Regions from separate parts of the Homo sapiens genome. Here region 1 is linked to region 2. The links are chromatin loops, found by intact Hi-C in ENCODE. Cell type or tissue: heart left ventricle. All regions are shown on one strand.

The links. A loop is a pair of places that touch in the nucleus more often than their neighbours do. Peaks named below come from ENCODE experiments on the same cell type or tissue, not always from the same donor. Only the 100,000 strongest peaks of a DNase experiment are listed, where the experiment ranks them.
Region 1: it touches region 2 in a loop (2.3-fold over the local background); 23 of 110 quality-filtered maps call a loop at or near these places.

Annotation. Positions count from the first base shown.
Region 1 is chr5:113,050,946-113,055,945 of GRCh38, reverse strand. MCC (MCC regulator of Wnt signaling pathway) reads left to right here. Exons shown (of 19, transcript NM_001085377.2): 15 at 1,987-2,221. Among named protein-coding and RNA genes, the nearest start is that of DCP2, 77 kb to the right of the region's middle. In heart left ventricle, no CTCF peak of the experiment used is centred here; a DNase peak (open chromatin) is centred at 2,132; H3K27ac peaks cover 252 bases.
Region 2 is chr5:113,328,760-113,333,759 of GRCh38, reverse strand. The region is part of intron 3 of MCC (MCC regulator of Wnt signaling pathway); the gene reads left to right. All of the region lies in intron 2 of LOC124901045 (a long non-coding RNA gene), which reads right to left. Among named protein-coding and RNA genes, the nearest start is that of TSSK1B, 100 kb to the left of the region's middle. In heart left ventricle, a CTCF peak has its summit at 3,013 (motif pointing right); no DNase peak of the experiment used is centred here.

The sequences.
Region 1 (5,000 bases), 280 kb after region 2:
ATGTTGCCATCCTGAGTCTGAAAGCTGTCTGGAGGAAGAATTTTTTCCCTTTTGGGGGACCTGTCTTTCCCCTTAAGGCCTCTCTGATTAGACGAGGTTCACTCACTGTATGGAAACAGTCTCCCTGTAGTCTCTTGATTTTAATGGTAATCACATGTAACAAACACCTTCGCAGCAATGCCTAATCTGGTGGTTGACCAAGCAACTGCGCACATAGCCCAGCCCAGCTGACGTGGGAACTTACTGGGCATAGCCTCTGAAGAGATGGTGTTTAATGGTCAGGCTGATCTAGCTTACCTTATCTCCAAGGGACTTCCCACCCGTCCTGATGGTACAGAGGGAGTGAGACGCAGCCCCAAAGGGTTTCTAGTGCTCAGGAGTTTCCCATTCTAGAAGGGGTTCTCTGACTTGAAGACCACCCCAAGCCCTAGGGTAGCCTCTTCCTCCTGTGAACAGCAAAGCTCCAGCCACCATCTCTCTTCAGCTTTTCTCTCCCCGGAAGCCTTGTCTTCGTAGCAATGTGTCATGTACAAGAGTGGGCCTGCCCTCACTCATGTCTAGGCTGTGGGGACTACAGCTACTGAGTTGGGGTCCTGGCTCTTACCCTTTTGCAGTGTGAGATGAGGAGGGCAGGCCTGGGTTTGTGGCATCTGGCGGCCTGTGGAGATCACTCGTGGCCCCTGGTATAGCTTCTAGCTACAGGATTCTGGGGACAAGGACAGGGCTGTGGGACGAGGCTGCGGCCCAAGTCTAGTTGCACCTCTTTCCAGTCGCATGACTCGGCTGACCACTTGATGTCTCTGAGCTTCACTTTCCAAATCTGTAGCAACAGACATGACAACACAGCCTGGCCTGTTTTGATGCAAGGTCAGTAGGCCTCTGCTTTTTCCTCTGCCATCTTCAGACCAGTTCCATGAGGGGCGAGTCACCCCTAGGGAGGCCCAGTGCAAGTGCAGAGAAACTGCTGTCGGTGCACACTGGCCTCAGAGTCCTCAACCGAGTGGAGTGGGCCTTATTCGGAGGCACGGGGAGCAGCCTGCCCACTGCTGGAAAAGGCCAGAGCCCACTTGAAAGCCGTGGCCTCCGTTTTCCAGTGGTGCTCCCCCTTTCATGGTGGTTTGGTCCCCTAGAAACCTTCCTGGGCTGCCACAGGCCTGGGGTTCAGCTGGGGGCTCCCTGCCTGGTCACCATTCACCTTGGGCTGCCAAGGGCCCTTGGGCCAGCCCGAGTCCCTATAGTGAACACTATACTCAGACTATCCTGTGAAGGCCAGGGGGTACCCTACTCCCAAAGTGGTTATTGCTGTGTTGTGCACCCCTGTGTTTTTCATGGTACATGTTGCAAACAACAGAAGTAAACACAGCAAAACAGCCCCCTTCGGTGCTGCTCCGCAGGGACGGCTGCCACAGCCTGGGACACCTGCGTACACGTGCGAGGGTGTGACACGCATCTGTGGATCATGCCATAGGAGTTTTGTGCTTCAACTTTTGTTGCCTTAAATATACCTTTTTTAAGTTCTGACCACATGAGTATCTTTTTTATTACATATATAATATCTTTTAACCTATGTCCTCAAAATATCACCACCATTGTCGATATCACTATAATTTCACTTATTACAATTATCACTGTAATGTCCACATGATTTCCCTCCTTTTGATAGGTGTGATAAATCACTAAACTGTATTTTAGATTATGTTCCTTTGTATGTGTATCTTTTTGCTTCTGTGGAATTATTTCCTTAGAAATTCATTTCTAGAGTCCACAGTGTTGCGTCAAGGAGTGTAAGCATTTGTTATTCTTCATACTTAATTCTTTCCTAAAAGGTGGTATCATTTTCCTATGCTGTGAAGAAAACTGATTTTTGGATTACCATCTAAATAACACTGGGGAGAGGGAATGTGGAGAAGAGTGAGGAGGAAAGATCTATTTGCCATGACTTGGAATAACACAGGGTGGTGGGTCTTTGTTTTTCTTCTTTCTCAGCACAACCAGCTCCACAGCCAGTAGTTGCGACACCGAGTTCACTAAAGAAGACGAGCAGAGGCTGAAGGATTATATCCAGCAGCTCAAGAATGACAGGGCTGCGGTCAAGCTGACCATGCTGGAGCTGGAAAGCATCCACATCGATCCTCTCAGCTATGACGTCAAGCCTCGGGGAGACAGCCAGAGGCTGGATCTGGAAAACGCAGTGCTTATGCAGGAGCTCATGGCCATGAAGGTATGTGGTGGGTGGGTCCCATGTGCTAGGCTGCCACCAGGAGGAAATCTAAACAACCTCTGAAAGCAGGTCCAGCAGATAAGGAGGAATCAACCCCTCCTGCCCAGAGAAGAGCTAGACCCTTGTTTATAGACAGAGCTGGTTTCACTATGTCTGGGGGTCACTTGGGCTGCGTGTTTCTGGACAGGGGAGTTGAATTTCTAAGGGATTTCTCAGGGTGTCCCAGCCCAACTTTGGAGCCCTTCATCCTCTAAGAGAAGCCAGGTCAGACCTCTGCAGGGTGGAGCCTCTGTCCATCTAAATTGACCCCTAATCTCAAGAATGCTTGGAAATATGTCTTGGGTTGCTGATGCTGATGTTAACTCCGGCAGGGGGAGAACAGGGTGAGGCCAGTTGTAGAGTTTGGCCGAGAGCCCTAGTTTCCTGACACCCTGTACCTTTGGTGCAATGTCGAGCCTGCTCAGACCATAGTGCCCTCCAGTGAAGGTGTACAGTGCTGTTGAGGTCAGTGTTTCAGTGGATCTGAAACACTGGGCCCTTCAGCTGCTAGTGGAGATACCTACCTGCTGGTATTTCTACAGAAGGGAGCTTTCTTGGAAAGCTGGTGTCCCCTACTGGGAAGTAGTTAAACCGCCATACCTACAACAAGACATCACTTTGCCTGTTTCTGGTGTGGAATGCCAGGCACCAGCCCTTCACCTGGTACCTGCTCTTACAAGGCAGCTGTGGTATAAATAAGACCATATCTGATATTTGTCCTTGGTTTTGGGACAGAGTTTGAGAAACCCTTGGAGTTTCTTGCTGAGCTAGGGGTGTCTTTGTGATGCTGATGAGGTGACTTATGGTGGGCCCTAGACAGCTTCAGAATGTGGGCTGGTCACCAGAAGGACCAGGCGTGTGTTGGAGGATTGGGACTTTCAGCCACCTGACCTCCGGGGAGGGGAAGAGAGCCAGAGATTGAGTTTAGGACCGGTCAGGAACTGGAGTCTAGCAAGCCAGAGCAGGTCGTGGCAGTGCAGAGTTAATGGCTCCTATTAGGATCAGTACTGTCCGCAGCAGGGAGAAAAACAACCCCCTGGTCGCACCATCTCTGGAGAGTGGAGGGGAGCTGGCAACAGCAGCCATCCTGACACCCTCAGGGGTGACTCACTCAGCACAGCCCTGTCCTTGGGAGCTTCTTGAGCTAGAATCTGGGCGAAGTTTGGGAAGACACTAGGCAGTGGTAACAGATACAGGAATCTTACCTCCCACCCCCACCCCCATGATTTCCAAACTGGCTCATCTTCATCAAGCCACGCAGCTCCCATCCTGACCTCTCTGTAGAGAATCCTCATGCTGCTTTGGCTGATTCCACCTCTCATTGCTTATGAGCTAGACTTGGGTCCATCATTGTAGCGACTTTTCCCCCAACTGGGAGCCCTGTTTGCAGATGCTTGCAGCCTGTGGCACGAGCTATGAGGCCACCCTTCCATCATTTGTTCCAAACATTGTGTTTCTTTTGGCCAAAGACTAAGGATTTCCTTTTTAAAATTGGCCAACGTGGGGTGATAAATTTACTGGTATTCTACCTAAGAAAGACATTTTTGTTGGAATAAAAGTTCTAATACTCCCTTTGCCACTTGAAAATAAAATGTGTACTGATCTTAGAAATTTTCTAAAAAAGTAGAAAAGCTGGGAGGAGAACAATCCATAATATCATGATCCAGGGCAGCCATTGCTAGCATTCTGGCTTGGTTCCCTATGACTTTCTTGAAGGCTAAATATCAGAGCCGTCCCCTTTTCCTCTGAGTCCCTCCCAGTCTGCTTGGGGATGTGTGCTCACCCATACCAAATCCATTATCCAGCAGGTTACGTTGGATTTTCACCAGTTTCTAGGATCCAACTGCTGAGAAATTCAAATTTCTGTTTTTGTAATACCTTTTCATTTCTAGATGATGTGCTTGGTTCCTTTTCAAATCCATTCTTCTTTTTGTTGTTGTTTGTTTGTTTGTTTGTTGTTTTGAAACAGGGTCTCACTGTGTTACCCAGGCTGGAGTGCAGTGACACAGTCATGGCTCACTATAGCCTCGCCCTTGGGCTGGAAGTGATCCTCCTGCCTCAGCCTCCCGAGTAGCCGGGACTACAGGAATGCACTGCCCTACCCAGCTGACTTTTTAAGTTTATTTTTTTGTAGAAACAGGGTCTCACTTTGTTGCCCAGGCCAGTCTCAAACTCCTGGGCTCAAGTCATCCACCCAGGTCAACCTCCCAAAGTGCTGGGATTACAGATGTGAGGCACCAGGCCTGGCCTTCTCTTCCTTTTTGAACATCTTATCCCTTCATTATGACTCCTGTATCACTTTGTTTTAAATCTTTATTTTCTAGTTTTGCACATTGTTATTTCTGCTTCTTGTAAATGCTGACTCTTACTTTTTGCATCCGCTCATTCTTCGTCAGTGCTGATTCATTCTCATTTCCTCGGTGGTGGGGGTAGGGGGAGAGAATGCAAGCACCAGCTCATCCTCTGTGGAAACTGTCTTCCGTGGGGCCCTGAGGATCCTGGGTTGCAGATGTCCCTACAGAGTGGTTCTATGTTTAGATCTGTTGGGACTCATCAGTTTCTGAGGTTTAGGACTAGTTGTTATTAAGTTCTTGGCTCTGGATTCCTGTACCACACCTACACATGACACAAGCTTGAGGTTTAATTCCTGGAAAGAGATTTTTCTTTCTTTTCCCACACAGAGCCTGAGAGATGACAAGTTTACTTGTCACATCTCCAGAAAGGAAGTTTCCTAGTGTCT
Region 2 (5,000 bases):
TGTGCATTTAGTTATCTAACATACCAGCTATCTGTGGGGAAGTGCACTGTTTCATGAGTTTTTCTGTAACATTTCAAATGATGAAGCTGTAAACACAGTCAGACTCATTTCTATGCAGATGAAGATGGTAATGTCTGTATTCTGCACCCTGCTGCTCAAGGCTGTCTTTTCCTTTGGATGACTTGGCTTCAACTTTGCCCATTTTAAGACTTAATTTTGTGTTTAATGCTTTTTTGCAAAAGTAATTTACATTTTTAAAGGAGAAAAAAAGTCATGAGTTGTGCAAATAAAATCATGCGAATTAAAAAACTGACATAGCAAGTTTTGCTCCTCTGTGTATCCAACAGTCAAAAACTCCAAGCAGCCTTTTTACTTTAGGCTGGTTTAACACCTGTGAATTGAAAATCGAATTAAAACTGTGTATTATCATGCTCATTTGCTATATGATCAAAATTATTAATATAGTCGTTATTAACTGAAACTTGATACAACATTATTGGTTACTTTGGAGAATACTGCACATCCACACGTTTCATCCAATACAGAAACATCTTTAAAAGGTGTGTGAATAAGAGTTGGTGTAGTAGTGGTGAGAGAGACAGAGGTCTTCTTTTTGGTTTAAACACTTGATCAGCTTCTTGTGTTTCACATTAGTTTTTGGTTTGTTTCCCCCTTTTTTCATATCAACCATAAAATACCGAGGAGTTTTTTTGTTTGTTTTTACACTTTTCAGTTCCCACAGTCCTTATTATTCTCCCTCTTATTGAGATCTGCTACCTTGATGTTTCAGGGTCAAGGGATTTGAAAATTCTTAAGAAGAGTTTTCAGAAATTTTGAAATAAAGCAAAAAGATTACTGGGTGCTCTTTCAAAGTCGTATTAGATCCTCTAAGAATCAGCTGATATTTCAGGAGGTGTAGCTTTGTTTGGCTATTTGCTATTAATTGAAGTCTAGAATCTGTAAAATTTGGATGTTAATTTGCAGAAGATCGGTAAGTTACTGATGACTTTTGTTTGGTAGAGATACAAACTACTTTTGCCCAGCATGGAAGGTAACCCCAAATGTTATATTTTATTGGCCCTAGTAAAACGGCAACCATTTTGTAACTAACTTTGCAGTCCTATGCCAGCATTATTTTTTTCTACTGGATTTATATGTACTAGTTTCTTCTATTCCTTTTTTTTTTTTTTTTTTTGGAGACAGGTTCTCATTCTGTCACCCATGCTGGAATGCACTGGCTTACTGCAGTCTTGACCTCTTGGGCTCAAGCAGTCTTCCCACCTCAGACTCCCAAAGTGCTGGGATTATAGGCGTAAGTCACTGTCCCTGGCCTCTTCTATCCTTCTTTAAATCACCTTTATTATCTTGCCAGTTAACTCAAAGAATTAAGTAAATCTTAGGAAAATACTTATTTATAGCCAGGGATGGTGGCACACACCTCTAGTTCCAACTGCTTGGGCGGCTGAGGTGGGAGGATTGCTTAAGGCCAGAAGTTGGAGGCTGCAGTGCGCTATGATCATGCCTGCACCCTAGCCTGGGCAACATAGCAAGACATTGTCTCAAAAAATAAAGGAAACATCAAAAAAGAAAGTTACTTACAAGTGGCTACATTTGGGGTAGTATTTGGAAATAGAAACTAAAAAAATTCTAAAGAAATGAGATCTTTCAAGGAGATTTCGAAATATTTACTGATCACTTTTTTATAGTCTAAGAGCTGTCTCAAGATGACGTTGTTGTCATCAGGAGTTCTCAAGGTGGTATTGTCATTAAAAATTATGCTGAATGATCTTGTATGTAGAATTCACTTGGAAATACCAGATCATAGTCAGAGGCAGTGGCTCACACCTGTAATCCCACACTTTGGGAGGCCGAGGTGGGCGGATCACCTGAGGTCAGGAGTTCAAGACCGGCCTGGTTAACATGGTGAAACCCCGTCTCTACTAATAATACAAAAATTAGCCGGGTTGTGGTGGCGGGTGCCTGTACTCGAAGCTACTCGGGAAGCTGAGGCAAGGAGAATCGCTTGAACCCAGGAGGCAGAGGTTGCAGTGAGCCAAGATGGCACCACTGTACTCCAGCCTGGGCAATAGAGTGAAACTCCATCTCAAAAACAAAACAAAACAAAACAAAACAAAACAAAACAAACAAAAAAGCAGATCATGAAAAAAATAATAATTTCTACCTACAGAGAGAAGGATCCTTGAAAAACTTCAGTCTAACCTTTTTATTTTAAAAACAGGGATATGGAGGCCCAGATCAAAATATCCACCTAAGGACACACAAAAGTAGTAGAACCAAGACTGTAGGGTAGATTTCCTGACATCCGCTACTAACACTACTATACCCCTGTCCTGGTCTAGAGGATGTCCCTGGTTATTGGCAAGAGAAGGAACAGCTGCTGGGAGGAAGAGCTACTTCAGATCTTTGCTAGTGGACGCTGAGTCACTCTTCTGCTCTGCTCAGCGGTACTGGCTTATTTTTCTGATGTCTTCTAATCCTCTTAGCAGAGTGAATGTTCAGCCAGAACACCACAGTACAGATCGTTGAAATATTGACATGCTTTTGTCCCAGACCCCCTACTCTCTTGGCTACCTAGTCCCTCTGCCAGGAACCCAGAACCTCTCCACAGTTCAGCATCTAAGGGGTTAATGCTGGCCCTGCAAAGGGAAGAGGCAGAATTGCTGCCAGCTGGCATCTTCCGGGCATCTGTTCTGGTTAGCTAGTGCGTATGCCACACTAGTTGTGAAATACTTTTAATATTTCTTCTGCCCTTTGGCAATCTGTTGGACTGAAACCTTGTTCAGGTCCATGTGTAGGACCTGAAGAAAGTGTTGGCACCAACAGATAGTGAGGTGGTAGGAAGCCGTCATATCACTCTCCTAATAATTGACAGTATTTTTTAAAATGATTCTATTGGATAGTTCAACAGAGGTTCATGTTTTATTCTGTTTCCTACTATCTTTCAGGTAAAGATCTCTGATAAAGGGATTTAGAAAAATTTCAAGTACACTAGAGGGCAGTGGTCCCATATCTAGACACCTGGCAATTACCACTTCCTTTGCATTTCTTTGCCTTTCCTTTTGTGTAGGGGAGGGGAAGAGGGGTTTTCGTCACAGAATACAAATGCCATTTATGTCTGAAGTATTTTATAAAAACAGAGTAGCTGCTTGGCAGCACCATGTCTATCATTTCTTGTAGTTTCTTTTCCATCCTTCTTCCAATGACTTATCTCAGCATTAACATCTTAATGACTTTTTGCGTTTTTGAAGAAAAGGCAAAGGAGAGATAGGAAACATACTTCCTACTTTGGGGTAGTAAGGTTTTCTATCTTTGCATCTTTGTATTTGAAAATAAAGTCATGAATTAAGAATGAGGGAGAAAAAAGGTACAGGAATGTATTCTTGTATTTTGTATGTGCAGAGGTATTAAAAGAATAAGTTTAGACAAATTAAATTTCACAGAGTTTAACTGAGCAAAGAATGATTCAGGAATCACTCAGCTCTCAGAACCAGAAGCGGTTCAGAGAGCTCTGCTCCATTACATGGGCGGCAGCATTTATGGACAGGACAAAAGTCAGGTACAGAAACTTGATTGATTACAGCTTGGCATTTGCCTTATTTGAATATGGTCTGATCAGCTGGCTGCCTGTGATTGACTGAGACTCAGCTATTTGTTACAAAACTATACTCCTAAGTTAGGCTTTCAGTTAGTTTATGTGCTAAGTTAGACTGCAATTAATTACATGAGGACTCAACTGTCCTTATGTAATTCAGGCCAAATTTAGTTTGACAGAGGCAAAAGTCACTTAGATGACTGCACTGCTGCCCCCTTCTTCATGATCACCAAGGACAGTTATGTTTTAGATCACTCAGTTTTCCTCTCCTGCCCCTCTTCTAAGTAGAAGGGAGCCCTGCTTTCTGGAGGAGAGGCTAAGCTGATCTATATACACTAAAGGGATGGACTGGAGGTGAGTGGATGGGGTAGGGAGGAGAGAAGTTCCATTGCAGTTGGATAGTATAATGGATTTCAAGAGGAGAAAGCAAAGGGACATTAAAAAGTATGCCAGTAGATTATTTGATGAAGTATGAGACCTTAAATAAAGAATTGTATCTATTATTAATTACTTTTGGTTGTTGGACTGTTTCTTTGAAAGAGATAATCCTCTGAAACTAGTTTGTATGGCTTTCTGGATTTATAAAAGTTATGTATAGAATGAACTTGCAGACATTAGCATTTTCATTTGTGAGATCTACAGCAGTTGTGTTTATATATGTGTGTGTATACGTATATATGCATGTGTGTATACATATATGTATATATGTATGTGTGTATATATGTATGTGTGGATATATGTTTCTGTGTGTGTGTGTGTGTGTATATATATAGTTTATTCACCATCTTTACTCTTAGGCCCAGGTGGGAGATAAGATGCTCTTCTTCCAATTCACCCAACTAGAGGCCTGGGTGGGAGGAAGAACACCTGGACCCTCATAGCAACATGTCCTCTGCAACAAAGGGACAGGAACTCCCTCTGCATTTCTTTTGGTGTTGCTAATATTCATTGGGGATTTACCGTACACTACATATTGTGTCACTTGTTTTGCATAGATTATCTTGCTTAATCCTCACAACTTTATGCTGCATATATAGGTATGATCCCCATTTACCCGTGAGAAATTTGAGGATTACAGAGGTTGCCTGGCATGAAAAAGTGAGCATGTAGCAGGCTGAGATGTGAACCCAGGTTTGTTTGACTCCACAGCTTGAGTTTGTAGCTACTCATTTATGTGCCCCCAAGGGAAGGAGGGATGCTGCAGGCAGTGTCATTGGGAAATCATTTGTTCTTCGGACCCATTCGACAGGGTGCAGTGCTGTCTCACACATCTGAACTGGACATGGGTTCCTGGTCTTATTCCTCTATTGGAACAGAAATGATGATCCCCAGACTGTTCTGGGGATAGCCTGGGACATAAACACACATGTACACACACTGACTGGAT